Regions from separate parts of the Homo sapiens genome. Here all the other regions are linked to region 1. A link is an interaction called in ENCODE POLR2A ChIA-PET data of the cell type or tissue named here. Cell type or tissue: CD4-positive, alpha-beta T cell. All regions are shown on one strand.

Evidence for each region. ChIA-PET counts read pairs that join two places held together with the same protein. Peaks named below come from ENCODE experiments on the same cell type or tissue, not always from the same donor. Only the 100,000 strongest peaks of a DNase experiment are listed, where the experiment ranks them.
Region 2: POLR2A ChIA-PET joins it to region 1 with 21 read pairs; 11 of 35 experiments call an interaction of 5 or more read pairs at or near these places.
Region 3: POLR2A ChIA-PET joins it to region 1 with 14 read pairs; 10 of 35 experiments call an interaction of 5 or more read pairs at or near these places.
Region 4: POLR2A ChIA-PET joins it to region 1 with 59 read pairs; 11 of 35 experiments call an interaction of 5 or more read pairs at or near these places.
Region 5: POLR2A ChIA-PET joins it to region 1 with 15 read pairs; 8 of 35 experiments call an interaction of 5 or more read pairs at or near these places.
Region 6: POLR2A ChIA-PET joins it to region 1 with 14 read pairs; 3 of 35 experiments call an interaction of 5 or more read pairs at or near these places.
Region 7: POLR2A ChIA-PET joins it to region 1 with 25 read pairs; 5 of 35 experiments call an interaction of 5 or more read pairs at or near these places.

The regions. Positions count from the first base shown.
Region 1 is chr10:6,346,166-6,350,165 of GRCh38, forward strand. No RefSeq gene overlaps it. Among named protein-coding and RNA genes, the nearest start is that of LINC02656, 2.2 kb to the right of the region's middle. RefSeq lists a cis regulatory region at 1,845-2,345. In CD4-positive, alpha-beta T cell, no CTCF peak of the experiment used is centred here; DNase peaks (open chromatin) are centred at 1,666 and 2,056; H3K4me3 peaks cover 892 bases; H3K27ac peaks cover 1,543 bases.
Region 2 is chr10:6,408,008-6,412,007 of GRCh38, forward strand. It overlaps LOC124902370 (a long non-coding RNA gene), which reads right to left and starts at 2,423. Exons shown (of 2, transcript XR_007062044.1): 1 at 2,126-2,423. It also overlaps a transcript of PRKCQ not described here. RefSeq lists an enhancer at 2,087-2,588. In CD4-positive, alpha-beta T cell, no CTCF peak of the experiment used is centred here; a DNase peak (open chromatin) is centred at 2,494; H3K4me3 peaks cover 700 bases; H3K27ac peaks cover 1,612 bases.
Region 3 is chr10:6,289,699-6,293,698 of GRCh38, forward strand. It overlaps a transcript of PFKFB3 not described here and the pseudogene SDCBPP1. Among named protein-coding and RNA genes, the nearest start is that of LINC02649, 35 kb to the right of the region's middle. In CD4-positive, alpha-beta T cell, no CTCF peak of the experiment used is centred here; a DNase peak (open chromatin) is centred at 2,263.
Region 4 is chr10:6,400,427-6,404,426 of GRCh38, forward strand. It overlaps LOC124902370 (a long non-coding RNA gene), which reads right to left. Exons shown (of 2, transcript XR_007062044.1): 2 at 1-1,375. It also overlaps a transcript of PRKCQ not described here. Among named protein-coding and RNA genes, the nearest start is that of LINC02656, 52 kb to the left of the region's middle. In CD4-positive, alpha-beta T cell, a CTCF peak has its summit at 1,573 (motif pointing left); DNase peaks (open chromatin) are centred at 106 and 1,555.
Region 5 is chr10:6,171,490-6,175,489 of GRCh38, forward strand. It overlaps a transcript of PFKFB3 not described here. Among named protein-coding and RNA genes, the nearest start is that of MIR3155B, 21 kb to the left of the region's middle. RefSeq lists an enhancer at 1,921-1,970. In CD4-positive, alpha-beta T cell, a CTCF peak has its summit at 1,806; DNase peaks (open chromatin) are centred at 572 and 1,882; H3K27ac peaks cover 331 bases.
Region 6 is chr10:6,142,585-6,146,584 of GRCh38, forward strand. LOC124902369 (a long non-coding RNA gene) reads left to right here. Exons shown (of 3, transcript XR_007062043.1): 3 at 1-897. It also overlaps a transcript of PFKFB3 not described here. Among named protein-coding and RNA genes, the nearest start is that of MIR3155A, 7.6 kb to the right of the region's middle. RefSeq lists enhancers at 1,839-1,958, 2,659-2,808, a silencer at 2,049-2,598 and cis regulatory regions at 2,063-2,563, 2,119-2,619. In CD4-positive, alpha-beta T cell, no CTCF peak of the experiment used is centred here; DNase peaks (open chromatin) are centred at 2,277, 3,176 and 3,622; H3K4me3 peaks cover 2,295 bases; H3K27ac peaks cover 580 bases.
Region 7 is chr10:6,162,005-6,166,004 of GRCh38, forward strand. It overlaps a transcript of PFKFB3 not described here. Among named protein-coding and RNA genes, the nearest start is that of MIR3155B, 12 kb to the left of the region's middle. RefSeq lists a silencer at 1,419-1,898 and an enhancer at 2,309-2,418. In CD4-positive, alpha-beta T cell, no CTCF peak of the experiment used is centred here; a DNase peak (open chromatin) is centred at 1,797; H3K4me3 peaks cover 1,839 bases; H3K27ac peaks cover 2,333 bases.

The sequences.
Region 1 (4,000 bases):
ACTCTGGCCTCAAAAACTTGCTTTAAAAGCCCAGAAAAAAAAAGTGTGATGTTAAAAGTCTTTGGGTCAGTTGGGTAAGAGGACATCACCAGAGTGGCAAATCCCAATGAAATGGAAGCTCCATGGCCAATAGAAATGGACCCTTGTTAGATTGTGGCTTATTGTAGCAATTCAAATATATTCACCTTTCAAATCATGTCTTTTCCAGGTATTATGACCACACAGGGGAAAGCCAGGTTAGCCCCCATCTTAGAGGATGGTCCTTTTCTGGATCACCAGGTTATAAATTTGTCCTACGACATAGGTTAGCGTGTACTCTTGGCCCTTCAAAGGATGTGGTATTTTGGTGTTGACCTTCAAGACGTTCCATAGTATGTAGTCGTTTTAATTTTGCAGAGGTACAAGTTCAAGGGATATCTGAGATGAGATATTTAGCTAGTGAGGAGGCAAGGGGGTTAGCGAACCCCGTAAAGCTCTTCAGGTGATGAAACGTTGTTAAAAGTATAGAGAGCAATTTGGTAAGAGACAAAAACTTAATGAAATTTGAAAAGACCATTATCTTGTGGGATGGGGATATTTATAGGAAGGGTGACTCAGGGGGCAGGGACTGCTGGGAAAAGCCAGGAACCTGTAGAATCATTAGGATCCAGTCATTTGGAGCTTCCTCCAGGTCTGGGAAGACATTCTTTCCCAGTTCCCAAGGGCCATTGCACTCTGATTTGGAAACAAATAATTTAGGATGAGTATAAAAATGATAAAACTTGCTCATCAAAGTGACATTTTAGACATAGCTAAATATTACCACATACCATATTATACTGTCATAGTTTCCCACCATTTTTTGTTCCTTGGAATAAGGCAACTTATAAATACTCTACATTATGGTTTTTTTTGTTTATTTGTTTGTCTTGTTTTGAGACAGGGTCTCGCTGTCACCCAGGCTGGAATGCAGTAGTGCAATCATGGCTCACTGCAGCCTTGACCTCCTGGGCCCAAGTGATCCTCCCACCTCAGCCTTCCAAGTAGCTGGGACTACAGGCATGCAACACCATGCCCAGCTAATTTTTAAAATTTTGTTGTAGAGACAGGATATTGCTATACTGCCCAGTCTTGTTTCCAACTCCTGGCCTCAAGTGATCCTCCCCCGTCAGCCTCCCAAGGCATAAGTTACTGGTGTGAGCCGCTGCGCTGGCCTATATTATATGTTTTTGCTGCTTCTGTTGGGGAAGAATTTGGTGTTTTATCTGAGAGAGATGACAGGAACCTTGGCCAGATGCCACCCCCAGAAACTCAGTGTCCTTCTGTTGGTAGCTGCTTGCCTCTTTGCTGCCCCTATCAGAGCAGAGTTGTTCATTTGCTTCTCTGAGCACATCTTGTGTGGAGTCTCGGGCCCCAGACAGCAGGGCTGCAAATGACACACTCAGCTGCAAGGCAGCAGTGATCTGTGGACGAGATTCAAATCCAGAGAAAAAAACGGAAGCCTCGAACTGCATCTGAAAACCAGCGAGAAAGAAGCAAATTCCTGTGAAATGGCACAGGCATCATTTCAGCGTTGACTCATTCTGCTCAAACCTGTCACCGCTCACACGGGAGTGGTCGTTGGAATAAGGGACTTCTCCTCAGGTGAATGACAAAGAAACACAGATTTGGATTTGCCCAGGTGTCTGGAGAGGAGGCTGCCCCTGGATGCCGTGCCCCACTGTGCAGAAAGGGGATGCCCGGGGCATTGTCACCGCAGCGAGTCTGCACCTACCATCCTCTGGCCCCTTTCTGCCACCTCTGCAGCATCTCCAATTAAATTTTAAAAAAGTAAAAGTGGGGACAAGAATCATCTGCCTGCCTGTGTTTGGCCCTCCTTCCAAGTTTTTGTGTTCTGTTTGAAATCAAACTTATGCTTTCTTCCAAAATGAATGACAGAGAAAAAAGAAAAAGCCACCCAGGCTTGAAAAGTGGTAGCTTCTTGCCGCCGACTTCCTGCCGGTGCCAAGTCAGAGGGAGCTCTGCGTGTCCTCAGTTCACCCTCGCCAGGCCACACCGCATGCAAATAAGAAGCTGTTTCAGTGTGTGCCCATCTGAGACGCTGACATAAAAAAGGAAGAAAGAAAGGAAAAAAACCACCGTCACCACCAACAAAAAAACCCAAAACTGATTAATTCTCGTAGATTGCAGCAGAGCAGGGGGCCTGGTGGTGACACATCCTGTTTTGCTGTTCAAGTTGTCATCCCCCAAGCCAATAAGCTCCCTCATGAACGGCACCAGTTATGAAGGGTGACAAAGAATTCAAAACACTCACAGGACAATTTTCCTAACCCTTGGTCTCTCGGAATGCTATTTTTTAGGCTAATTTGTTTTGATGAGAAAACTATGCCTGCTAGGCCTATTTTTAAGCCAGATTTGAAGTCAACGCAGTTGGTATTTGATCTTGCAAGAACGACAGAGGTGTCAGCAGCAGCTCTGCCATTTAAGAGCTGTAGCCTGGTGGGACACCGTCCTGCAACCAGGGCCCTAGCACAAGAAGTATCTCTGTTGTTATTTGCTTCTCTTCTTTGAGATCCATACTTGATTTGAAAAATCACCACTTGAGCGGCACCTGGTGATTACGTAACCATTCAACTCTGTGTTTTATCCTAGGGCTAGGTAAGAAATTGAAAATCCAGCCTGAAATAATTAGTTTAGCTGCAGACAGGGTGTATTAAACAGACTCAATTTAATAGAGCTAGAACCATAAGATGAATGTATTTATCTTCAATCAAAGATGACATGTTGGACAGATTCCTTCATTCATCACTTTTCTGTTATGTTTAGCCCTAAGGGAAGTCTTTTTTAGATACGTAAGATGCACCTTCAGGGTTAAAGCATCTAGTCCAGTCTGAATAAAACATCAAAAGCACCTACAATCCCAAGCTCCTTCAAGAACTTTGCAGGCAGTCTTCGGGTGAGTTTGGTAAGACTATTAATCGGAGTAATGAAATAAAGTATTATCACATCTATTTATTTTTCTCATTTTCTTTTAACTTCTCTTTTGTGTATGTTCTAAAATACACATAATTTTCAGTTCATAGGGCATTTTCCCCTTGTAAGTAAATATGAATATATTTCAGAGTGAGCTCAAAGTTTTACGTTAGATTTAGGTAGGCATTTTTTTTTTTTTTTTTTAAGATGGAGTTTCACTCTGTCACCCAGGCTGGAGTGCGGTGGCTCGATCTTGGCTCACTGCAACCTCCGCCTCCTGGGTTCAAGCGATTCTCCTGCCTCAGCCTCCTGAGTAGCTGGGATTACGGGCACCCACCACCACACCCGGCTTATTTTTGAATTTTTAGTAGAGCTAGGGTTTCACCATGTTGGCCAGGCTGGTCTAGAGCCCCTGACCTCAGGTGATCCACCCACCTCGGCTTCCCAAAGTGCTGGGATTACAGGCGTGAGCCGACAAGGTAGGCAAAAGTTAAAAACAAAAAAACAAAAAAACAAAAAAAAATTTGGAATAGTCTGTAACAGAGGAGGGCTTGAAGAGAAGTGAGGTGATTTGCAGAAGCATCAGCCAGGAGGCATTCCTCCAGGAGAAAAATTTTTACTTAAAGGAGAGAGCTTAGTGATGGAGAAGGAAAAGATCTCGACAGACATTCAAGATTAGAATCATAAGTTGGCCATTGATTGGGTGTGGCTCTGGGAAGTGGAGGTGCTGTGGGCAGGGGCTGGCTTGGGCAATGAGAAAATGGTGTTGCTTATGTGCCCACTCTGTGCTGGGACTCAGCTGTGAGTGCCTCCAAATTCACCACATTTATCAAACCTCAGTGCTCTGAGACAGCATATGATGGCCTAGCAGGATGTCCATTCTTTTCCTGGAACCACCCATCCAGTTATCTCCTTGAGTCGCCTGGGTGGTGAAAAGTGGTCTCATGCACAATGGATGCGGTGTGATCCCCTTGCTATGTCACGCATGGCGTCTGCCCTCTTCCCTGGCACCTGTGCCACTCCAGGTTATGCCTGTGCTGCTGCCCAT
Region 2 (4,000 bases), 62 kb after region 1:
TTTAGTCAGTTGTTCAAATTTCCAGTGGTCTTGTGTCAGTTTTTTTTTTTTTTTTTTTTTTTTTTTTACATTTTTTGGAATCAGGATCCGGATAAGGGCCATATACTGTGATTCACTGATGTCTTTTAAGTTGTATTGGACCTATAGTTTTATCTCCCCTACTTTTCCTTGCAATTTATTTATTGACACTTATCTTAGGGAATTGCTCAGTTTAGATTTTGCTGATTACATCTCCAGGGTGTACTTTGACATATTATTCTGTGTTCTGTATTTCTTACAAATTAGTACTTGGACATAGACATTTGACCAAACTCAGGTTTGATTGATGGATTTAGTTTTTTTGGCAAGGCCACTTTTTGTTTTTTTTGAGATGGAGTCTCACTCTTGTCGCCCCCGCTATGCACTGGCTAGATCTCAGCTCACTGCAACTTCTGCCTCCTGGCTTCAAGTGATTCTCCTGCCTCAGCCTCCCAAGTAGCTGGGATTACAGGCGCCTGCCACCACACCCAGCTAATTTTTGTATTTTTAGTAGAGATGGGGTTTCACCATGTTGGCCAGGTTGGTCTTGAACCCCTGACTTCAGGTGATCCTCCCACCTTGGCCTCCCAAAGTGCTGGGATTACAGGCGTGAGCCACTGCGCCTAGCCTTGGCAAGACTGCTTTAGAGAGAGTATTCTGTTCTTCATGTGATAAACATTTCCTGAGACCCAGTTGTCTTTCTTTTGGAGATGTTAGTAGCTGTTTATTAACTCATTGGAAGATGCTATTTATCCACTCAAACGTTTATGGGATTTAGGTTGTTGATAGGTTTTTGCTGTTATGAACAATGCTGCTCTCCATATTCTTACACTGCCTCCTGGTAATAGCTTGAATATGAATTTACGCAGAAGTGGAACGGTGGTCATAGAGCATGTTCAGATTCAGTTTTACTAGTCAATTCCAAATTGTTTTCCGAAGCTACTGTTGCAGTTTACACTTTGATCAGCAGGGGATTCATGAAGTGAATTTTGTGCAGTTTGCTTTCTGGTCTCACTTTTCAAGTTTTGCCAGTCTCATGGATATATACTGGTTTTTCATTTTCACAGTGAGAGAGAGGGGAAAGGAAATTAGTGTTTTAAGTGACCAAGGTTGTTTGTCACCATCCACTAGTAACTGGCCCAAGGAGGACAGTGGAAAAAGAATGAAATCTGGATGTATGTTGCTTGTGACCTTATAGAACAGGCATTAATATGGGTGTTCCCCGCAGCCAGAAGTTGAAGTATCTATTTCTTTTTCTGTTTTAGTTTATTTTATTTATTTATTTTTAAGACAGAGTCTTGCTCCGTCATCCAGGCTGGAGTGTAATGGCACGATCTCGGCTCACTGCAACCTCTGCCTCCCAGGTTCAAGCGACTCTTCTGCCTCAGCCTCCTGAGTAGCTGGGATTACAGACATGCACCACTGTGCCTGGCTAACTTTTGTATTTTTAGTAGAGATGGGGTTTCACCAAGTTGGCCAGGCTGGTCTTGAACTCCTGACCTTAAGTGCTCCGCCCGCCTCGGCCTCCCAAAATGCTGGGATTACAGGTGTGAGCCACTGCGCCTGGCCTCTTTTTCATTTTACATACACTTTCTGGAATTTCCAATTGGAATTTCATTTCAGCTATTCCTGAAAGAACTTTCAAATGACACAGTTTTGATAATATGTTTTCTTCCATTTAGATTAAATGTGGGTAACTCTACAGAAGGTTTTTTTTTTATAGCTTGGAGGAGATAATGTAGCATAAATATTGATATATTGAAAAGCTATCATTTTCATGGAATGGGAAAAATAGCTAGAATTAAGATAGCAAGCTAAGATAAAGTCTCTGTGTTCATGCAGTTACTCCAATGCCAAAATTACAAGTCTTATAATGTAGAAAGGTTAGTTCATTATGCCTTGGTGAAATGTGTTAAAAAGCTGTTTGTTGCCACGACAAACAGAAAGTTTAAGAGCCTGCTCAGCTTCTCCATTGGAAGAAGATTGGCAGAAGCTCATAAACTATGAAGGGGAAGGAGTGCAAGTCAGCCCTTTTACCCTCTGGGCTACTCACTGCTCAACGAATGTCTCCACGCTCTTCCTGTTGCATTCAATAGCCATTACTTACCACTGACAAGAAATCCTAGGCTTCCTTGGATGAGCTGAAATGCTGTTACCCAGCTGTTCTCAGGCCTTTCTTATTTCCTGCTTTGGTCTGATGATCTGTTGTTTCCTTTTGAGATGATTTGCAATTTGTTCTTCTTAAGGGACATTTATGGGGTCATTTCAAGTGTTACTTACTTGACAAGATATGTTAAAGTGATGTAAATCCTTAAGTTAAATGAACAAAGCTCTTAATTGGAATTGGAAGTGCCAGAGATCACAGCTGGTTTTCTGTTTGGAATACTCCATCATACCAGCTGAGTGAAGCTGCTGCCTTCTTGGGAGGAAATGTAGGGCAGAGGGTGGGGCTTTATTTCTAGGTCAGCAGCTGCTGAGGTTAACTCAAAACAATGACATCACCCAGGGCTCTAAGTAGCAGTGGTGTTTGGAAATGCACAGGGGCATCTGGGTTTTCAAAATAGCCTGGGGGTGTTGGTGGTGGGCATGATTGGCATTTAGTGCTTGGGAGCCAGGTAGACAAAATGTCTTACAATGAGTTGAGCAATTCCACCCAGCAAAGAATAGTCTTGTCTGGCAGGGTGCAGTGGTTCACACCTGTATTCCCAGTAATTTGGGAGGCCAAGGCGGGTGGATCACCTGAGGTTAGGAGTTCAAGACCAGCCTGGCCAACATGGTGAAACCCTGTCTCTACTAAAAATACAAAAACCAGCTGGGCGTGGTGGCGGGTGCCTGTAATCCCAGGGGAGGCTGAGGCACGAGAATCGCTTGAACCCGGGAGGTGAAGGTTTTAGTGAGCCGAGATCACACCACTGCACTCCAGCCCAGGCGACAGAGTGAGATTCCGTTTCAAAAAAAAAAAAAAAAAAAAAGGTCCATTCCAAGATGCCAATCATCCCTGTTGAGAAACACGGCGGACGATTAGAGCTAGCACGCTGATCTTTGAGTTTTACGGAAAAATCAATTGTTCTTAGGTCATCGGTATATTTTGTAGCCTCTAGCTTATAATGAGAGAGGAGTCTACATAGTTCATAGAGGGACTCAATTATCTGATAGTATTTCGGCTTTCTGTTCTTTAAGCTCTTTATCAGTTAGTGAGGACAATCATAGCCCCTCCCTTTTATAGTCATTATGGAGATTAAAGGAGTTGATGTATTTAAAGCACTTAGAAAGTTCCCTGGCACATAGTAGGCACTCAGTAAATATTAGCTATGATTATTTTTTTCCTCATGCCCCTTGGGAAAACTTGGCATTGCTTGACAGTTATTCCAGAAACATCACTCTAGCCTCAGAAATCTCCAAAAGGTCCGGTGATATTTTCCCTAGGAGGAGACAAATTCCTATGGTGGTAAGTGATTGAAAAAAGGGATCATAATAACACAATAGAAGGACATCAAAAACAAATAAAACTGACTTCCTGATTTTGTCTGGAGATTGGCAAATTTAGCCTTTAGACCGAACCCTGTTCTGTAAGTAAAGTTTCATTGGGACACCCATTTGTTTCCGTATTGGCCGTGACTGTTTTTGCACAGCAGGGTTGAGTAGTTGCAACACAGACTGTATGGCTGTCAAAACCTAAAATATTGGCTAAATTGTCCTTTACAGAAACATTTGCTGACCCTGGTACATAGTTTACATTATGAGTTGGCTACTCATCACTGTCACCTGAGGGCCACATCTTATCAAAGCTCAGAGAGATAAACACAAAGGGTTTAGGATGAAGTGTTTTACAGGGATAGTAATGCCATATAATGATGATGATGATAGATAACACTTATTTGTTTACTATGGTCACACACACTTCTAAGTATTTGATAGATACTAAGTCTTTTTGATAAACACAAAAATGCCCAGCATCTCAGTACTCCCTCAAGTTTATTCA
Region 3 (4,000 bases), 56 kb before region 1:
TTCCATATGAACTTTGAAGTAGTTTTTTCCAATTCTGTGAAGAAAGTCATTGGTAGCTTGATGGGGATGGCATTGAATCTATAAATTACCTTGGGCAGTATGGCCATTTTCATGATATTGATTCTTCCTACCCATGAGCATGGAATGTTCTTCCATTTGTTTGTATCCTCTTTTATTTCATTGAGCAGTGGTTTGTAGTTCTCCTTGAAGAGGTCCTTCACGTCCCTTGTAAGTTGGATTCCTAGGTATTTTATTCTCTTTGAAGCAATCGTGAATGGGAGTTCACTCATGATTTGGCTCTCTGTTTGTCTGCTATTGGTGTATAAGAATGCTTGTGATTTTTGTACATTGATTTTGTATCCTGAGACTTTGCTGAAGTTGCTTATCAGCTTAAGGAGATTTTGGGCTGAGACAGTGGGGGTTTCTAGATATACAATCATGTCATCTGCAAACAGGGACAATTTGACTTCCTCTTCTCCTAATTGAATACCCTTTATTTCCTTCTCCTGCCTGATTGCCCTGGCCAGAACTTCCAACACTATGTTGAATAGGAGTGGTGAGAGAGGGCATCCCTGTCTTGTGCCAGTTTTCAAAGAGAATGCTTCCAGTTTTTGCCCATTCAGTATGATATTGGCTGTGGGTTTGTCATAGATAGCTCTTATTATTTTGAGATATGTCCCATCAATACCTAATTTATTGAGAGTTTTTAGCATGAAGCGTTGTTGAATTTTGTCAAAGGCCTTTTCTGCATCTATTGAGATAATCTTCTGGCTTCTTTCAAGATTTTCTTTTTGTCTTTGATTTTTTTTTTTTTTTTTGAGACAGAGTCTTGCTCTATTGCCCAGGCTGGAGTGCAGTGGTGCGATCTCAGCTCACTACAACCTCCACCTCCTGGGTACAAATGATTCTTGTGCCTCAGCCTCCTGAGTAGCTGGGATTACAGGCACCCACCACCATGCCCAGCTAACTTTTTTTTTGTATTGTTAGTAGAGACGGGGTTTCACCATGTTGGCTAGACTGGTTTCGAACTCCTGACCTCAGGTGATCTGCCTGCCTTGGCCTCCCAGAGTGTTGGGATTACAGGCATAAGCCACCACGCCTGGCCTGTCTTTGATTTTCTAGATGTACATTTCTTTGGTATTTATCATGCTTGGTGTATTTATCCTCCTCTGAGCTTCCTGGTTTTGTGGTTTGGTATCTGTCATTAATTTTGGAAAATTTTCATCCATTATTACTTCAAATATTTTTTTCTGTCTCTTTCTCTTTTTTTCTGTGTGGTATTCCCATTACATGTTTGTTGCATACATGAGTTTCATTTTTTATTTTTGTTTTTAACTTTATGTGTACATATTTAATTAAAATAGAATAGGCATAAATCAAAAACAAGAAAATAATCAGGATAAAGTGTCCTGTCATTTAGTTTGCAAGGAGGAATCAGGAAGTGCAACAAATTACTAGAAAAATATTCTAAAACCATCTGAAGTGGCTAGGTTACATAATCTTCAGAGTCAAATGCCAAAGTTAAGTATTATACCACTTAATCCACAAATGAAAAAAAAGAGGAGTCAAAAGTTTATCTTGTTCAGGCTGGGCGTGGTGGCTCATGCCTATAATCCCAGCACTTTGGGAGGCCAAGGTGGGCGGATCACTTGAGGTCAGCCTGGTCAACATGGTGAAACCCTGTCTCCACAAAAAATAAAAAGATTAGCTGGGCATGGTGGTGCATGTCTGCAGTCCCAGCTACTCAAGAGGCTGAGGCAGGAGAATTGCTCAAGCCCAAGAGGCAGAGGTTGCATTGAGCAGAGATTGTGCCGCTGCACTCCAGCCTGGGCAGTGGAATAAGTGAGACTCTGTCTCAAAAAAAAAAAAAAAAAAAGTGTCCTGTTTACTAGAACAATTTTTACATTCAATCTATAGTGCTACTGGCAACTTTCAGAAGAAAGAAGTTTCCATTATGCATTGACTAGAAAATCTCAAATACAACTAAGCAGCTATGCTATGCTATAGCTCGTTAAGTATCATTAAACTGCTCTGGGCTAGTGTACATTTCAGATTAATAGAGAACCACATTTTGCGTTTTAGAAAGGCAGCAGTAATTCTATTTCAGCTTTTAGTCTGGATGCTTAACACAGTTAAGGCGACAGTTCAAGCACATTAAGTGAAGGTAGTTAAGATTTCAGAACAATCATCACCATCTCTTACAACCTACATACACTGTTTAATGCTTACGTGGAAGGAAACCAGTGGTTTTTTTTTTTTTTTTTTTTTTTTTTGAGACAAAGTCTCACTCTGTTGCTTAGGCTGGCATACAGTGGTTTGATCTTGGCTCACTGCAACCTCCACCTCCCGAGTTCAAGCAATTCTGCTGCCTCAGCCTCCCGAGTAGCTGGGATTACAGGCATGTGCCACCATGCCTGGCTAAGTTTTATATTTTTAGTAGAGACAGGTTTTCACCATGTTGGCCAGGCTGGTCTCGAACTCCTGATCTCAAGTGATCCTCCCACCTCAGCATCCCAAAGTGCTGGGATTACAAGTGTGAGCCACAGCACCCAGCCGAAACCAGTGTACTTTTTTTTTTTCTTTTTTTTTTTTTTTTTTTTTTTTGAGACAGAGTCTCACTCTGTCGCCCAGGCTGGAGTGCAGTGGCGCAATCTCGGCTCACTGCAAGCTCCGCCTCCTGGGTTCATGCCATTCTCCTGCCTCAGCCTCCCGAGTAGCTGGGACTACAGGCGCCCACCACCACACCCAGCTAATTTTTTTGTATTTTTAGTAGAGACAGGGTTTCACCATCTCTACTAGCCAGGATGGTCTCGATCTCCTGACCTCGTGATCTGCCCACTTCAACCTTCCAAAGTGCTGGGATTACAGGCGTGAGCCACCGTGCCTGGCCCGAAACCAGTGTTCTTAATTGGCATTTTATACACACATACACAGAATTAAAAAAAAAAAAAACTATCAAGGGCAATCATTCTAAGTGTACTGTGGTAGAATGTGTTAAAAATGCAAACATCCCATAGAACTAAAGTAACATGAACAGCACTTCTCATGGCCTAGGAGAAAGGTGACTGGTTCTCACACAAAGCTAAGCCTGTATCAGTCATTCTAATCACAATGGCTTATGAAAGTATCAGGTTTCCGGAAAAGCAACTATTCCAGGAAAGTCAGTAAATCTCTTGAAAGTTTCACCTCTATAAAACCAGGATAAGGCTACAGCTCTCTTGAAATCTGAACAGGTTATCAGATGAAACAGTAAGATTCCCAGCCATAATGTGAGATGGAAAGATCCTCATGCAGCGTATGCTCAATTGCTGGCCCCAGAAAGCCTCACGTGCAGAATACAGAAGTTGCCAAAGAAGGAAACGGAGACGTTCAGCTACATTTCCGTCGTGTGATGAATTTTAAACCCTCAGGAATGGTGTGGTCTATTAGGCTTTTCATCATGCTTGGTGTCATCCACTTAATCTGTTCAAAGATAAAAGAAGACATGATTGTAATAGTAACTCGAGTCCCAGATGTTGACAGTATGTCTGCAATTTGAGAGTCCTTCAGTCCAGTGACCTTCTGTCTGTTGATTTCACAGATGTTGTGTTCTGTGAGAAGACCATTTCTGGCTACAGAACTGTCTTTCACTATGGATGTTATCTTTTCTTTCTTTCTTTCTTTCGGAGATGGAGTCTTACTCTGTTGGCCAGGCTGGAGTGGAGTGGTGCAATCTCGGCTCACTTCATCCCCTGCCTCCTGGATTCAAACAATTTTCCTGCCTCAGCCTCCTGAGTAGCTGGGATTATAGGTGTGCACCACCATGCCTGGCTAATTTTTGTAGTTTTAGTAGAGATGGGGTTTCACCACATTGGCCAGGCTGGTCTCAAACTCCTGACATAAGGTGATCTGCCTGCCTTGGCCTCCCAAAGTGCTGGGATTACAGGCGTGAGCCACGACGTCCGGTCTATTTTTCCATTTTAAATGATAAAACCAACATGTCCAGTGCTATCCTTATGCA
Region 4 (4,000 bases), 54 kb after region 1:
TGTGTTGTTATGCAGGTGAGATGACTTAATACTGTCATATACGCAGGGCAGTCCCAGCCCTGAGCAGTGTGCCCTGAACTATATTTCAACACACAGCGAGAGCTGGATCTCTCGAGCAATCCCACGTCCCGTGTCTCGGCAGGCCCAGGACAGTTCTGCTTTTAACCTGTTTCCTGGAGTAATTGCTAACAGTGCTTCCTTTCAGAAAAAAAAAAAAAAAGGCTCATTTTAGCTAGTAAATTATATGGTTTGGCTACATGTAAGTGTTTTTACTCATTCATTTAAGAAACTGAAAAAAAAAAAAAAAATCTGCCAGCTGGCATGCACCTACAGTCCTGGGTGCTCGGCAGGCTGAGGTGGGACGATGCTTGAGCCCAGGGGTTCAAATCTAGCCTGGGCGACATAGAAAGACCCCACTTCTACAAAAAGCAGAAGAAAGAAAGAAAAAATATTGAATGGGTACCATGTTAGATGCTAAGAACAACGACCATAGTTCGTTCCCTTTTAGAGCTTACTGTCTTCTGGAGAACTTGCAAAATTAAATAATTCAAATTTAAAACTGTTGGAACTTTATTCTGAGCCTTGAGAGAAATGGACTGAGTCACATAGCATGCCGTTGCAACTTCTGCTTTTTCCCGTAAACGATTAGGAATGACCGAGTAGCACCAGAAATAAGACCCTCTGAGTGGTGACCCCTCAGAACATTACTCTTGTCCTCACAGAACATTACAGCCATCTTCCATGGAATGGAGCAAGCCACCCTAATCAAATCGCTATGACATGTATCTAGCCTTGCACGGAAAACATTGCAACCTGCCGAAACCATCTCTACCTATGTAAGCACAGCCTTAGCTTCCCCACTTTAGAGCATGTCCCTTTGGGGTCTGTGTTTTCCGGGTGACCGTTCTCAAGCTCTGTACTCAAATAAACCCCATACTTCATCATATTTTCTGTATCACCTTATTTAAGGTCAACAAACTTTAAGGACATAATTAAGTAGACAACCTCATGACTTGAACACATGGTTAATAGTAATAATTGGATTGACATCCATATAGTTCTCCTCTGTTTTAGGAGAGGGCTGGTTTTTTTTTTTTAAATATTGATCCATTTTCGTGCTTTGTATAGTAACCCAATGAGGTAGAAGTGATTACCGCCACCCTTTTACTGATTACAACACCTGGGGTTCTGAGCGCCAGCCACTTGGTGAGGATTGCGGGGCCAGGGCACTCTGGTCCCAAAGCTCTGATTCCCACGGGCTTTCCTGCTGAGTCACGCTGTCTGCTGGGAGCTGTTGACCCGCCGTCTCTTTCTCTGACTTCCACCCGATAATTCTACATGGCTCTGCAATAAGCAGCTTTTTTCTTATTATTTCCTACAAATACATAGGTTACACTCTGATTAAAGGCAGAATACACATCTTGAATTAAGGGGAAGGCTGAAGCCTGGAATTCTTCCCATCTCTAATCCTGCCTGGTCACTGAAGTTCCTGAGTCCTCAGCTCAGGTCTGAGGCAGCCCTGCCCAGCAGGGACGGAAACTGCAGCTTTTTCATGTTCCTCTGCCTCCCTCTAGTGACTCAAGTCCAAAATAGTGCGGCTGGGAACTATTGGAAGAACACAGACGCTGCAAAGAAGCTGGAAACCATCATTCTCGGCAAACTAACACAAGAACAGAAAACCAAACACCGCATGTTCTCACTCATAAGTGGGAGTTGAACAATGAGAACGCATGGACGCAGGGAGGGGAACATCACACACCGGGGCCTGTTGGGGGATTGGGGACTAGGGGAGGGATAGCATTAGGAGAAATACCTAATGTTGATGGGTGCAGGAGACCACCATGGCACGTGCATACCTATGTAACAAAACTGCGTGTTCTGCACATCTACCCCAGAACTTAAACTATAATTTTAAAAAACCCCAAAAGAGTGCAATTTCAATGCCAAAAAAAAAAAAAAAAAAAAAAGCTGAGCTTCATCTATTCCTTCCGCTCTTTCCTCCCTCACGCCTACCATGTGTGAAGCACTGTACCCAACATGAAGGACACAGACAGAAAAGCCTGACTCCGCATCTCCCTGCTCGGGTTGCCTTGGCAACTTCTCCGTGTACCCAAAGAAGCAAAGGGGACTTAACAATTTCAAAGAAGAGTGGCAGTAACTACTTTTTCTGTTCCGAGCTTTCTTGTATAAAGTGAAGCACTGTGTGGCCTTTAAGAGTTCTATTAAGGGCCGGGCAGGGTGGCTCATGCCCGTAAATCCCAGCACTTGAGGTCAAGAGTTCGAGACCAGCCTGGCTAACATGGCAAAACCCCGTTTCTACTAAAAGTACAAAAATTAGCCAAGTGTGGTCGTGGGCACCTGTAGTCCCAGCTACTTTGGAGGCTGAGACAGGAGAATCACTTGAATCCAGGAGGTGGAGGTTGCAGTGAGCTGAGATTGTGTCACTGCACTCTAGCCTGGGCAACAGAATGAGACTCTGTCTCAAAACCAAATAGAAACAAAAAGAATTCCATGAAGGGAATTAGGACCACTTTTTAATTCAGTGTCTGCACACTATCTCCTGACCACCTGGCTGCTGCTTTTCCTCCCTGCTTCCTGTCCTCCCTTCCTCTCTACCTTGCTCTACTCTCCTATCCCTTCACTGGTGCTCCTTTTGTGTTTTATCTCCTCTGCCAATCAACATGCAGGGCAAGGAAGCCAGGCATAGCACCGGGCACTGGCCGGCCCTGCTGGTCGCTCTCATGCCTGAAGCTCTGTGCTAAAACACCTAGTTTCCGGCAATGTGCAGACGGTGGACACTCAGAGGTGGGGTGCGGCAGGATTCAGACTTCTCAAGGACACCATAGTGTGGCAAACACTAAGGAGTTCGCTGCCAGTGTCTTAGTCGGAGTAGGGCAAGGCTATGGAGTAGGGTCCCTTCTATTTGGAAAAGAGAAAAGTGCTTCTGATGTTATTTTTATATAATGATCCAGGCAGCTTGGTTTGACCATCCAACACCTGCAGAGCCCAGCTCAGCATTCATGTCTTCATTCCCCTCTGCTATCTCTGGGGCATATCCAGTGTCCCTGAACCGTGAGTTCCCGGCTCACTCTCAGGTTTCTGCCGACTTTGGTGGGTCTAAGATGAGACCTTTGGTAACCACAGAAACAAAGCTTCTCCCCATGCTCATGGCCTGAGGAAGCTTTGGAAAGGTGTTATATGGATGTTTCAAATGCTGTGTCAGACCATTTTAATCTACGCACCTCTTATTATTGTGTCTGAGCACAATGTATTGCAATCCAGTGTTTATCTCTCCTATTGAAATGGAGACAGCTAAAGGGTCTGCATGATGCTAACTGAATTTTGTATTCCCAGTGCCTAAGACATAGTTGGTGCTCGATAATTGTTTGTTTCAGGGATAAATGAATGAAAAAAAAAATGAATGAGTAATCATTAGCCTCAGCAATACTTTGTTCCCAAAGTCACACACACACTCATTTATTTCCTCCTAAGAACAGATGCTAGGCCAACAGGTCTTCATGATTTTACAATCTCTATGGTGACAGATAAGACATTAGGGTGCATATGAGGAAAAGATAGGAGATAGCAGGATACGAAGGCCTAAAAAGGGGGAGAGGAAATGGAGAAAAAGTGCCTACAGATTCTAATAACTGAGAGACAATTTTTAGGATTATGGTCACAGTTTTAGTAGCAAGAATAAAAAAATGCAGAATTCTACCCTTTCCTTGCCAAGATTAGATAAGGGCAAAAATCCTTTAATGGCATTAAAGAGAAAGAGAAAAGAAAAAACTAGAGAGAGAGAGAGAGAGAAAGGGAGAGAAGGGGGGGGGAGAGAGAGAGAGAGAGAGAGAGAGAGAGAGATTGCATGGCCAGAGGTCTAACTCAAATACTTGCAATGTTCAGATAAAAAACCCTCTTCCATGCCAGACTCTGACAATGGATTCATTCTTTCTTTCGTTCTTTCTTTTCTTTCTTTCCTTCTTTCTTTCTTTTTTCTCTT
Region 5 (4,000 bases), 170 kb before region 1:
GGCTCAAGGAATCCTCCCGGCTCAGCCTCCCAAGAAGCTGGGACTATAGGCGTGTGCTGCCACACTCGGCTAATTTTATTTTTTGTAGAGATGAGGTCCCTCTGTGTTGCTCGGGCTGGTCTCAAACTCCTGGACTCAAAAGATTCTCCTGCCTTGGCCTCCCAAAGTGCCAAGATGACAGGTGTGAGCCACCACTGCTGGCCTAGATATCTATTTTTTATATGAAATTTCTATCATGTACATAATGTGTTCGTGCAATAGCACATGTATATTAGATATAGATAAACAGGTTGTTGGGGGTAGAAAAGTTTGGATATCAGATCAGAAAAGTTTGGATATCTCAGCTCAGAGCCACGATGAGAGTGGGGAGGGAGCCCGCGCTTCTCAAGCTCAAATGCCTAGGAGTCCTTTGGAGATGGCGTTCAGATGCAGATTCTTGTTCCATAGATCTGGCTGGAGCCCAAAGTTCTGCAGCTGGCGGGCTGATTCAGAAAACATGAGTTGGTGCTTTTCCTCTTTTTGCCGCCGTACTCCATTGAGAGTCTTAGTCATGGAGGGAAACCCGAAAACCACCGGTGTCCGGGACAGATACTCTGACGCATTCTCCCGGAACACCCTGGGGACTGCGAGAAAGCCCCTGCTGGCTCACTCGTTTGCTGGGATCAGTTCCCATCAGGCATGCGGCTGTGCTTCTTGGTATCGATTTGCTTCTTGGTCCCATGGCTTCTGCAGCCCACGTCGGGAGGGCAAGGTGTGGTGCAGCCTGAGAGAAGCATGCTCCTTTGCAGGAAGGAGAGGGAGGCGCACAGGCGGGCCTTTTGGAGCAGAGGAGGCAGAGGAGTCCAAGCTGGGTGCAGTTCCTCTGCTGCAGCCCTGAGCTGGGCAGACAGGACACTTCGCTGGCCTTTCCTGGCCTCATACTTGTCACTCGGTGACACTGCGACCAGTGTGAGCAAACGTTCAGAAAGCACATTTAAACACTGTTACTTAAAATTGCAACTTCACAGGGCCAGTATTCTTTTTACCATGTTCCAAATGAGGAAACCGGGGTGCTGAATGATTAAGTGACTTATCCAAGACCACAGGGCTTGCAAATGGCAAGTGGGAGGATTGTTTGAGCCCAGGAATCTGAGACCAGCCTGAGCAACATGATGAGACCCCATCTCTACAAAAAATTAAAACATTAGCTGGGTGTGGTGGCGCATACCTGTGGTTCCAGCTACTTGGGAGGCTCAGGCAGGAGGATTGCTTGAGCCCAGTAGGTCGAGGCTGCAGTGAGCTGTGATTGTGCCACTGCACTCCAGCCTGGGCCACAGAACAAGACTTCATCTCAGAAAAAAAAAAAAAAGTTCACCCAAGGCAGACAACTTGTCCAGGGAGGGCAGAGCTAGATGTTCCTGTGACTGCAGTGCTGGGGCGCATCTGTCCTCTGTCCTGAAAGCAGGCCGCTCCATGCTCATCTCCCACACCTTCACCTCCTGTTAGGCCAGCGTCCACTGCAGTGGCCCAGCTCTTCCCAGCATCCCCTTACACAGGATCTGTGTTCCCTTCATGGTTTGGCCTGCATGTCCTTCAACCTGGGACGTCCACTCTCTCTCAGTTCTGTCCTCATTGTGCCCTACTTGTCTACTTCGGGAACTCTCCTTCACCACTCACCTCACACCCTTCCTCCAGGAAGCCCTCCCTGACTTTCTAGGCAGAGTTGGAGCCCTCACCCTGGGCATTTCCACAGCAGAAACTGTCCCACCACAGCCGTTGCTGGTGGTCATGTTTGTGTTTGCCAGCAGCCCACAAGAGGTCGAGGCGCAACCTGTAGTCCTCAGCTGCTGGGGCCGGGCAGTGGTGTGCTTTCAGCCTGGAGGGGGCGCTCAGGAAGAGGTTGTCCACTTGTGTGCAGCTTTTATGTGTCCTGTGCATATGGTTACAGCACCGCTTCCTGTGAAGGAGTTGAGCTAGGGGTTGTGCTGAATGCAGAGAACAAGATACAAACTTAAAGAGGCCTAGGGTGTGGCGGGAAACACACACCCCTTCCCCCACCTATATATGCTCACGTGAAAAGGTGCAGACAAGTATTTGAGGTAGTGCAGAAAATAAATGCTTGGAGAACAGCAAGGGAGGGATGTTAGTAGACACAGAGGGAATAGACAGAGGCAAAGGGGGTTTCTGGGTCTCCAGAGATCTGGGGGGCTAGGTGCAGGAAGGCTTTTTTTGGGAGAGAAGCAGATCAGCTGCGGGGGTGCAGAGAGAGGGAGGGGAAAGGTTGCTTGAGGCCTCATTGTAGAGGACCTTCCGTGAAGCCTAAGGAGGTTGAACTTGGTCTTAGTGGCAGTCGGGAGCCAGTGATTGTTTCTGAGCAGGGGAAGAAAACCAAAGTACTGTCTTAGGAAGATGAGTCCCTGTCAGCGGAATGCGCAGTGGACGCAAACGGGAGGCGGGGAGGAAGAGATGGGGAGTGAGGGCCTGTGGTCCAGGTGCGGCATTTAGAATTTAATCCGCACAGATAGTAGGCACGGAAAGAACATAGATGATGTGTGCGGGAGTTGAGATTTGGGGATTGACCAGGTGTGGGGATTGGAGCGGCTTGAAGAGGCAAGTTCCAGTAGAAGGAGTCATTAGTCCTTACACGGTGCTCCTTACTCCAAAGCCTGTATTTTTTCTGCTGACTTCTCTGAGCCTTAGTCTCCTCTTCTGTAAAGTAACGGGCTTGGATCTCTTGTTATTTGTTCTGGACTCCTGGCACAGATCTGCTGGTTCCTTCATGCCAATGACCCAGGCCTGTTTACCAGGAGAAGCAGACATCGTGACCTTTCCCGTCCAGCCTTACAGCCTAGTTTATCAATCCAGGACAGGGGTTCTTAGAAGAGTCCTCTCTGGTAAACAATAAACAAGTGCTGTTCCGTCTGCCTCGCGGTGCCCCCACACCTGCCTGGCCACGTCACACTGGCAGATGGGACGCGGGCATCAGCTCAAGTTCTGTGGAGCGAGAGATTCCGTGGCCCGGGCTGACCTGGGCTTGGAGGCCTGGAGCTGCCTGCGGCCCCCGCCGAGAAAGCCAGGAGCTGGGGCTCGCTTGTCAGGCGTGTTTCTGTTTCTGTGGCACTGGGCCTGCTGCCCCTGGACTGTGGAGACCCAGTGACTGGCGCAGGGTGAGAGCCAGGGTTGGGACCAGTGTGCGGGCACAAAGCCCCAGAGGAAGGTGCGCTCTGGTGGCTCTGGCCCTGTGATCTCCGTGCAGCCCTCCCACGGCTCTGCTGGGGGAAGCTCTGGGGTCCCTGTGTGTGTAAAAACTCTGGGCCTGAGGAATAGCTTCTACTTTGTTTCTTTCTTTAATTTTTTTTTTTTTTTTAATACGGAGTCTCACTCTCATGTAGGCTGGAGTACAGTGGCACGATCTCGGCTCACTGCAACCTCCACCTCCCAGGTTCAAGGGGTTCTCCTGCCTTAGCCTCCCAAGTAGCTGAGATTACACCTGCCTGCCACCAGGCCTGGCTAATTTTTGTATTTTTATTAGAGATGGGGTTTCACCATGTTGGCCAGGCTGGTCTTGAATTCCTGACCCCAAGTGTTCCGTGCGTCTGCCTCCCACAGTGCTGGGGTTACAGGCGTGAGCCAGTGCCCCCAGACTGTTTTGTTTCTTTTCTTTCAAAATTAAATTGTCCCCAGCTTCTCTCCTCAAACCTCAGTTTTACCCCCTCTTTGGTTCCCATGCACAAGTAGAGAGAATATGAGGTTGTCATTTCAATGGCCATTATGACCAGAAAATTGTGAGATTGCATCTCTCAGTCTTGCTCCGTCCCCTCTCTTCTTTCCCTCCTTTCCATCATGGCACTTTGGGGCACTTTCAGGTACACAGAGTGTTGGCAATAACAGTAAATATCCTGAGGTGGGGAGCACTTGGATTTGCCTGGCATGGATTGCGTGTTTGTAGGTGGGAACTCATCCGAGTGTGGGGACCACAGTGCTGTTGTCATCCCCGTATGACAGATGGCACAGCTGGGGC
Region 6 (4,000 bases), 200 kb before region 1:
CCTGACCTCCAGTGATCCACCCACCTCGGCCTCCCAGTGCTGGGATTACAGGTGTGAGCCACCCTGCCTGGCTCACATTCTGTCATTTGGGGCTCTTTTTTTTTTTTTTTTTGGATTCATTATGTAGGCATGATTGATTAATCACTGGCTGTTGGTGATTAACTTAATCTCCAGCCCCTCTCCCCTCCCCAAAGGTCAGAGGTCTGAGCTGAAAGTTCTGACTAATTCCAGCTCCCAGCCCCCATCCTGGAGCTGCCCAGTCCTCTCACTGACATTCAAAAAACACTCATCCCTCTGGAGATCCCAAGGGTTTTGGAAGCTCTGGACCAGAAAACAGGATCAAAGACCAAATATGCAGCCACGGCCCCATCCACCTCTGAGGGCATGTGCTCTGGCCTTACTATGACGGCGGCGGTGGCGAGTCTGATACAGGCGGGATGATGCACGCTTTATCTGGAACCCTTGGCCTTGGATAAAATTTGTCTTCTGTAGCAGTTACGTCCATGGAGCTAAGTCCAGGTCCACCTGCCATTGCAATTATGGCAGGGAAAAGGACAGAGGGAGCTGACGATTACACCTAACTTTGGATTTGGGGCACCCTTCTGTTCCCCCACTTCCTGCTTCGCTGACACTCACACCCCCAAAGGCGGTGGCGCAGAAGCTGAAATCAGGGCTCAGGACTCCATCTACAGCCAGGCCCACGAGCAGGGTCTGTTCTGAAGGCTCCACCAGCAGCTGTGTCCCAAGCCAACTGGCAAGACACCGTCCCACCCGACAGTGGCTTCCTCCCCGTGGCGTCATCTCCCTTCCAAAGAGGGAGGAATTTGGACTATTACCCACGAACGATAGCAGGCTAAGAAACAAATTATGATTACGAAAGATTAAAGAAAAAAAAAACCACCCACACCTACTGGCTGTACCTTTCCTGCATGATTTTTGCCACCGCATGGGAAGCGGGCCAATTGCTATTTGCCTGGGTGTTTTAAATATCAGGAGATCAGGAGATTTGCTCCTGACATAATTTTTTTTCGAAGTGCAACAGAAAATAGCACTTTTCACAACAATTAACTGTTAACTGGCTCCAAAGAAGGTCTGCTTGTTAGACATTAGGGAGGAATAGAAGGCATCTTCTCAGATGTTGGCCTTTGCGGAGGCAAGGTCAGTGGTGCCGGGAGGTGACTCCCTGCATTTCCGTATGTCCGTTTCTTAAGTCGCACTATTACTTCCCTTGAGTAAGGGACGTAATATTGAGTAATATTTATTGAGCTGTGTGTGAGAGACTGTTTCAGGCTCCGGGAAAACAGCGAACAAAATAAAAACAAATTGGCTGCTTTCATAGACCCCACACACTAATAAGCACATAGGGAGTCGGTCAGGCGGTGACCCGTGCGGTGGAGAGAAGGCAGCCGGCGGGACGTGGAAGGGTCGAGGTTAAACCGAGGTAGTGGGGAGGCCCCCAGTGAAAGACGCGAGTTTCCGGGGTGCTCCCTCTAGCCAGCAGTTAATTGCAATTCTGCCGGGCGCGGTGGCTCACGCCTGTAATCCCAGCACTTTGCGAGGCCGAGGTGGGCAGATCACTTTAAACCAGGAGTTCCCGACCAGCCTGGGCAACATGACAATACCCGTTTCTACAAAAACATTTAGAAAAATTATCTGGGCGTGGTGGCGCACGCCTGTAATCCCAGCTACTTGGGAGGCTGAAGCAGGAGTATGGGTTGAGCCTGGGGAGGTGGAGGCTGCAGTGAGCTATGATCGCACCGCTGCACTCCAGCCTGGGCGACAGAGTGAGATCCTGTCTCAAAACACACACACACACACACACACACCCCCCAAAACAACAAACAAAAAAAAAAAAGAGAAAGAAAAAATTACACAATTTCAGTTTGTTCAATTTGAGTCAGCTGGTGATTCGAGCGTGTCCCCTGTGCCCGTAGGACATAAAAGTAAAAATAAGATGGAATTCCCTCAGGTCTCGTCCTTCGGGAAGGATGGCTCGGAACAGCCCGAAAGAGAAAAGGGAGTTGGTTTCTTCCCGGACCAGTTTTCCCCTGTCCCGTGGAGTCCACAAGACAGGCGGCAGCTTCAAGGCCGGCAAGTTCCGCGTCTGGGGGGCTGCGGGCCGCCCCTGCGGGACCGGGGGGATCTGGGCGGGACAGGGCGGCCCGGCCCACGCCCCGGCTTCCCCCAGCAGCCCGAGGGCGCCCGGAGCTCACGGCTGGCGCCGCCCCGCGCTTCCTGCCTCGCCGCGGATCCTCCTCCGCGCCGTGACGCGCCAGGCTTTGACCAAATATGTCCCTTTCCCCTCCCTCGCCCGCCCCGCCGCCCGCAGGCGCCCCGAGTCGCGGGGCTGCCGCTTGGACGTCGTCCTGTCTGGGTGTCGCGGGCCGGCCCCGCGGGGAGCGCCCCCGGCGCGATGCCCTTCAGGAAAGGTAGGAGTCCCGGTGACGCGGCCCACGCCCCCAGCGCGCGCGGGGACCTGAGCGGCCGCCTGTGGGTACCCGAGCCTTGGGTCCTCGCCAGGCGCGGAAGCACTGTGCACCCGGGCTGCGGCGGTGCCGCCCGGGGCCAAGCGAGACGCGCTCCGCCTTGTCCCCTCCGCCCTGCGCTGCGCCCCGGACCCGCGTGTCCCTCCAGATCCGCACTGTCTCCTCCGGTCCTGCGTGTCCCCTCCGGCCCCACGCGTCCCCCTCCGGCCTCGCGTCTCCTTTCCGGCCTCGCGTCTCCTTTCCGGCCCCGCGTCTCCTCTGCAGCCCCGCATTGTGCCTCCAGACCCGCGCTACCTCCTCCAGACCCGCGCGTCCCCTCTGGCGACTCCGGCCGCCACCACGTGCCCGAGCCGGGGGCGGCACTTGCAGCGAATTCCCGCTTCCCGCTGCGCTCCAGCCCCGGGCCGCAGATATACCAGGGCTCCGGACCCGGAGAGACCCGGAGGGCGGCGGGGCCCGGGGTCCTGAGGGCGGGATTGGTGGGCTCGGGGGCACGGAGAGGGGCAGCGCGGCGCGGGAGGTGGGCAGCTCTGGCCTGAGTCCCACCTTTGCCCCTCCCGCCCTCTGACCCCCGGGCAGTCATTTCAGCCCCCAGCCCCAGTTGCCTCCTGGGCAAAACCGACAGATGGCTAGGGACGGCCGCGTGAGGATGGGAGCCGTCCCCAGAAAAGCAAACTCAGGCCCGCTGATGAGCGCGGCCCGGCCCCTCCTGCAGGGGCTGCCCTCCGCCTTTTCCGCCCTGCGTGCCAGAAAGGCCCGGCTACCTGGTGTTCCTACCCGCACCGGGGGGTCCCAGCGCACCGGACCCCGGTTTACAGGCCGGGTGGTTGGAGGCCCAGCACTGCCCAGAGCCCTGGGCCCCTCTCAGCTCAAAGACCCGGGAGAGAAGTGGGAGCTGCAGAAGTGTGGGGAGGGGGGCCTCGATTTGACTTTCAAATCAGAGTTGTGTGACTCCTGCGCCGTCTGTTTGGGTTGGGAGGGGTTGAGTTCTGGTGATGATTGTCACTCAACACCCGAGACTCCCCCACTGCGACCTGGGCACACTAAGGACGTTGAGGACTGGGGGTGTGTGTGGGGGGAGCCTGGCCTCCCCTGGCACTGGGCCTGTGCTGTGCCGTCTCTCCCTTCCCGCACCCACCCATCTGCCTCTCTTCTCTCATAACTCAGAGGCACGGCCAGCGTGATGCTACGGTTGCCTGGAGGCTGTACCGGACTTGTTTTTCAAACAGAGGGTGCCTAGGTATCAGCGTGGGCTCCTGGCGGTGAAGGGGGTGGCTGCTGACTCTCCTGTCCCGTTGGGGTAGAGAGATGGGGGAGGGTGGCCAGAAGGAAGGTGACAGCCAGCAAGCAGGGGCTCTGCCACTCCTCTGTCAGCTGGACACGTTTAGTCCCAAGGCCACTGTCTTCGGTGTCTCCATTAATCCAGGTATGATTCGGCCACCTTGACTCTGTGGGTTCTCTGGAGGCTCTCAGAGTGTCCCTCCCCCCCTACTCATTAACTGCAGGGGACAATC
Region 7 (4,000 bases), 180 kb before region 1:
TGCAAGACTGAAACTCTGCACCCATTAAACAATAACTCTCATTCTTCACAATCCCCAGCTCCTGGCAGCCACCATTCTTTCTGTCTCTGAATCTGACTATTCTAGGGAACTCATGTGAGTGGAATCTTACAACATTTGTCTGTTTGTGCCTGGCCTATTTCACTTAGCATCAAGTGCTCACGGCTCATCCACGTTGTAGCATGGGTCAGAATTTCCATCTTTTTGGAGGCGGAGTAATGTTCTGTGTGTTTAGTCACATTTTGTGTATCCATTCATCTGTTGTTGGACACATGGATTACTCTACCTTCTGGCTGTTGTCAATAATGCTGCTGCGAACATGGGTCTACAAACATCTCTTTGAAACCTTGCTTTCAATTCTTTGGGGTGTGTATATACAAGGAATAATCTTTTATTTCATAGCTTTAGCATCTATTGATGATTCTTGAGTGAAACACTTATCAGAGTGTCCGTAAAATGGCTATTTACCATTTTTGTCATTCTTTCCACATTTATTAGTTGGCATTCTTTTGTAAAGAAGCTCTTTCCTGCCCATCCTCCCTTTTACTAGCTTTAATTTCATCATCATTATTAATAGTAGTAATAGTACCAATGTGGACTCCGGGATTTTTAAAATTATGACTGCATGTGTTAGAATCCATTCCTGACATACTCAATTGATGCTCAAGCCACTCCCAGTTTGGGTGAGAACCCTTTCAGGCTGGCTGCTGTGTCCTTGACACGCCCCCTTCAGCTTTTGAGCTCTGTCTTAACTCCTGTTCCAGGCTCCTTGTGTCCTTCCCAGTCTCGGCCTTGGGAGCAGCCACTCCTCCAAGGATCCCTGGGTACTTTCAGTGGAGGATGGTCCTTAGAAGGCTGGATCTGGGCTTTTGTGTGCCTCTTCTTGCTACCGGAGTGTCCGTGTTTCCAGGGCGTTTTTCATGGATGGAGCTGGGAAACATTTTAAAATTGTAAATTCAAACGGATCAGTTATTCCAGTCCAGCAGCACAGAGTTCTTCCTCTCCTTCCCCCGTCCCATAATTGTATCTTTCATTTGCTTTCTGTGTTTTCCCCAGGAATGTTGTCTTCATCTTGAATCTCCTTTGCTACTGGCTGTACTCATTAGCAACATAAAATTCCTCGTGATAACCTCTGACCCCTATCCCATGTGTGATGACACCGAGTTGAGGGAGATCAGACATTCAATGCAGAGGTGGGGGCCAAGACCAAGCCTCCTGGGGCTTAAGAAAATATCTCCAGAGACGGGAAGTCTGGAAGGGAACTCCATCACGAATATTTTATGTTCCCTCCCTCTATTGTTCTCAATCACTGCACAAGTGTATATTACTTTTTTTAATAACAAAAAGGAACTTTTAAGGTAACCCCCCACAACCCTATATAGACTGGATGTCAACTCTTTAGTCCTAGATACACCTGGAGCCTGGCGTCGTGGGGACAGAGGCAGGTCCCTGTGCTGAGGGCGGTAAGACAGGGCGGGTAGGTGGGGACCCAGCTGGGAGGTAGGGGGGCCAGACGGGACATCAGCTCCCGGGAGCCCCGCTCTGGGCACGGTGCGCGCCTCCACCCTCCATTGCACCCCGCGCCTGCTTCCTCCCAGGTGCACCTCGGGCGCCTAAGCCAGCTGGGTCCCGGGCCCCGGGAGCAGCTGCGGGCCCGACGGGGGCGTGGCGGGACCGGCGGGGGCGGGGCCTGGGGGTGGTCCGCGCGGATTGGCTGCTGCCTGCGGCGCACGAGCCGGTCAGCGCGCACCCCGCCCTTCCCGGGCCGTGCGGCACGCCGCGTTCACGTGCTGTCGCGCGCCCTCCCGGCGTGCGCCGCGCGGCCCCAGCCTGCTCTGCGGCGACTGTCCGGCTCGTGAGCTCCGCGTGGATCCGGCGCTGGGCCCCCTACGCTCTGGGGACCTGGGGTTGTGTTTCCGGCAAAGGATGTTTTCCGAGAAGGCCTGGGAGCGGCTGTAAATAATACCCGAGAGGAAATAGGCCCGGCAGGTGTTTTTGCGCGTCCCGGCGTTGGGTGTGGCTGCGGCGGGCGTGCAGGCCGCAGATGAGGAAACAGACTAGGAGGGATTTAGGCATCTGGACTCTGCGGGGCGGCCCGGGCGCGCAGCCCGTTTCCCTGTGGGTTGAGGGCGCGGGAGAAGTGGGCGGCCCACCCCACCCCGCGCGTGGATGCGGGGCTGGGGCAGGTCCGCGGTGGAGGCGCCGCCAGTGAGCACCCGGGGACCGCTCCTAGCCCCCAGTGTGGGACACAGACTCCCTGAGGACCTCGTATGCGTTGGGTCTGTGGCTCCATCCGAATCTTCATGAACAGGGCCTGCGGTGAATTTGGGGAGAGTGAGTGAGCGGGTGAAGGGTCAGGAAATAAGTCACAGGAGGCATGGTTGAAGAATTGGGGATGTTTAACCCAGACATGGCAGGACTGGGCACACTTGACCCCTGTCTGGAAGTATTTGAAAGACTTCTGAAGGGGGCCAGCCCCTCCACACCTGTGGGTGTTTCTCGTCAGGTGGGAGGAGATACTGAGAAAAGAAATAAGACACAAAGTATAAAGAACAGTGGGCCCAGGGGACTGGCACTCAGCATACGAAGGACCCGCACTGGTGGCCGTCTCTGAGTTCCCTCAGTATTGATCATTATTTTTACTATCTTGGCGAGGGGAGTGTAGCAGGGCAACAGGTGGGGAGAAGGTCAGCAGGGAAACATGTGAGCAAAGGAATCTGTATCATGAATAAGTTCAAGGAAAGGTACTGTGCCCTGATGTGCACATAGGCTAAGTTTATGTTTCCCTTTACTCAGACATCTCAGTGTAGCAAAGAGTAACAGAGCAGTATTGCTGCCAGCATATCGCCTACAGCCACAGGGCGGTTTTCTCCTATCTCAGAATAGAACGAATGGGATTGGTCTGCTTTACACCGAGACATTCCATTCCCAGGGATGAGCAGGAGACAGAAGGCTTCCTCTTATCTCAACTGCAAAGAGGCCCCCTCTCTTTCACTACTTCTCAGTACAGACCCTTTACGGGTGTCTGGCTGGGGCACGGTCAGGTCTTTCCCTTCCCAGGAGGCCATATCTCAGGCTGTCTCAGTGGGGGGAAACCTTGGACAATACCCAGGCTTTCTTGGGCAGAGGTCCCTGCAGCCTTCTGCAGTGCATGGTGTCCCTGGTTAATCGAGAATGGAGAATGGCGATGACTTTTACCAAGCATACTGCCTGCAAACATATTGTTAACAAGGCACATCCTGCACGGCCCTGAATCCATTAAACCTTGATTCAATACAGCACATGTTTCTGTGAGCATAGGGTTGGGGCTACAGTTACAGGTTAACAGCATCTCAAAGCAGAAACAATTTTTCTTAGTATAGATCAAAATGGAGTTTCTTGCGTCTTCCTTTTCTGCATAGACACAGTAACAATCTGATCTCTCTTTTCCCCACAACTTCCTTATGAGGAAGAGGCTAGACTTTCCTTCTCCCTGGGGGCACAAAACAGATTTTCCCAGGTGGAGAATTTCAGGTCAGTTACACAGAGCCGGCAGGGATGAACATGTCTGGCGTTCTTTGCAGGAGCCAGATGTTTACCTATGTTAGTGGGAGAATAGTGGAGCTCAGATGCAAGTTCTCATCTGCCAGACTCCAAAGCCCTTGCCTTTTCTCGATGCGTCTATTTTTTTGTAAATGTTTTAGTTCAGAGGTACATGTGCAGGTTTGTTATATAAGTAAACTCGTTTGTTGTAGATTATTTCATCACCTAGGTATAAGCCTAGTACCCAGTATTTTATTTTCTTTTTTCTTTGTCTTTGTTTTTTTTTTTGAGACAGAACCTCACTCTGTCGCCCAGACTGAAGTGCAGTGGTGCTATCTCCGCTCACTGCAACCTCTGCCTCCCGGGTTCAAGCGATTCTCTTCCCTCAGCCTCGTGAGTAGCTGGGATTACAGGCGTGGATCACCAGGCTCAACTTTTTTTTTTTTTTTTTTTGAGACGA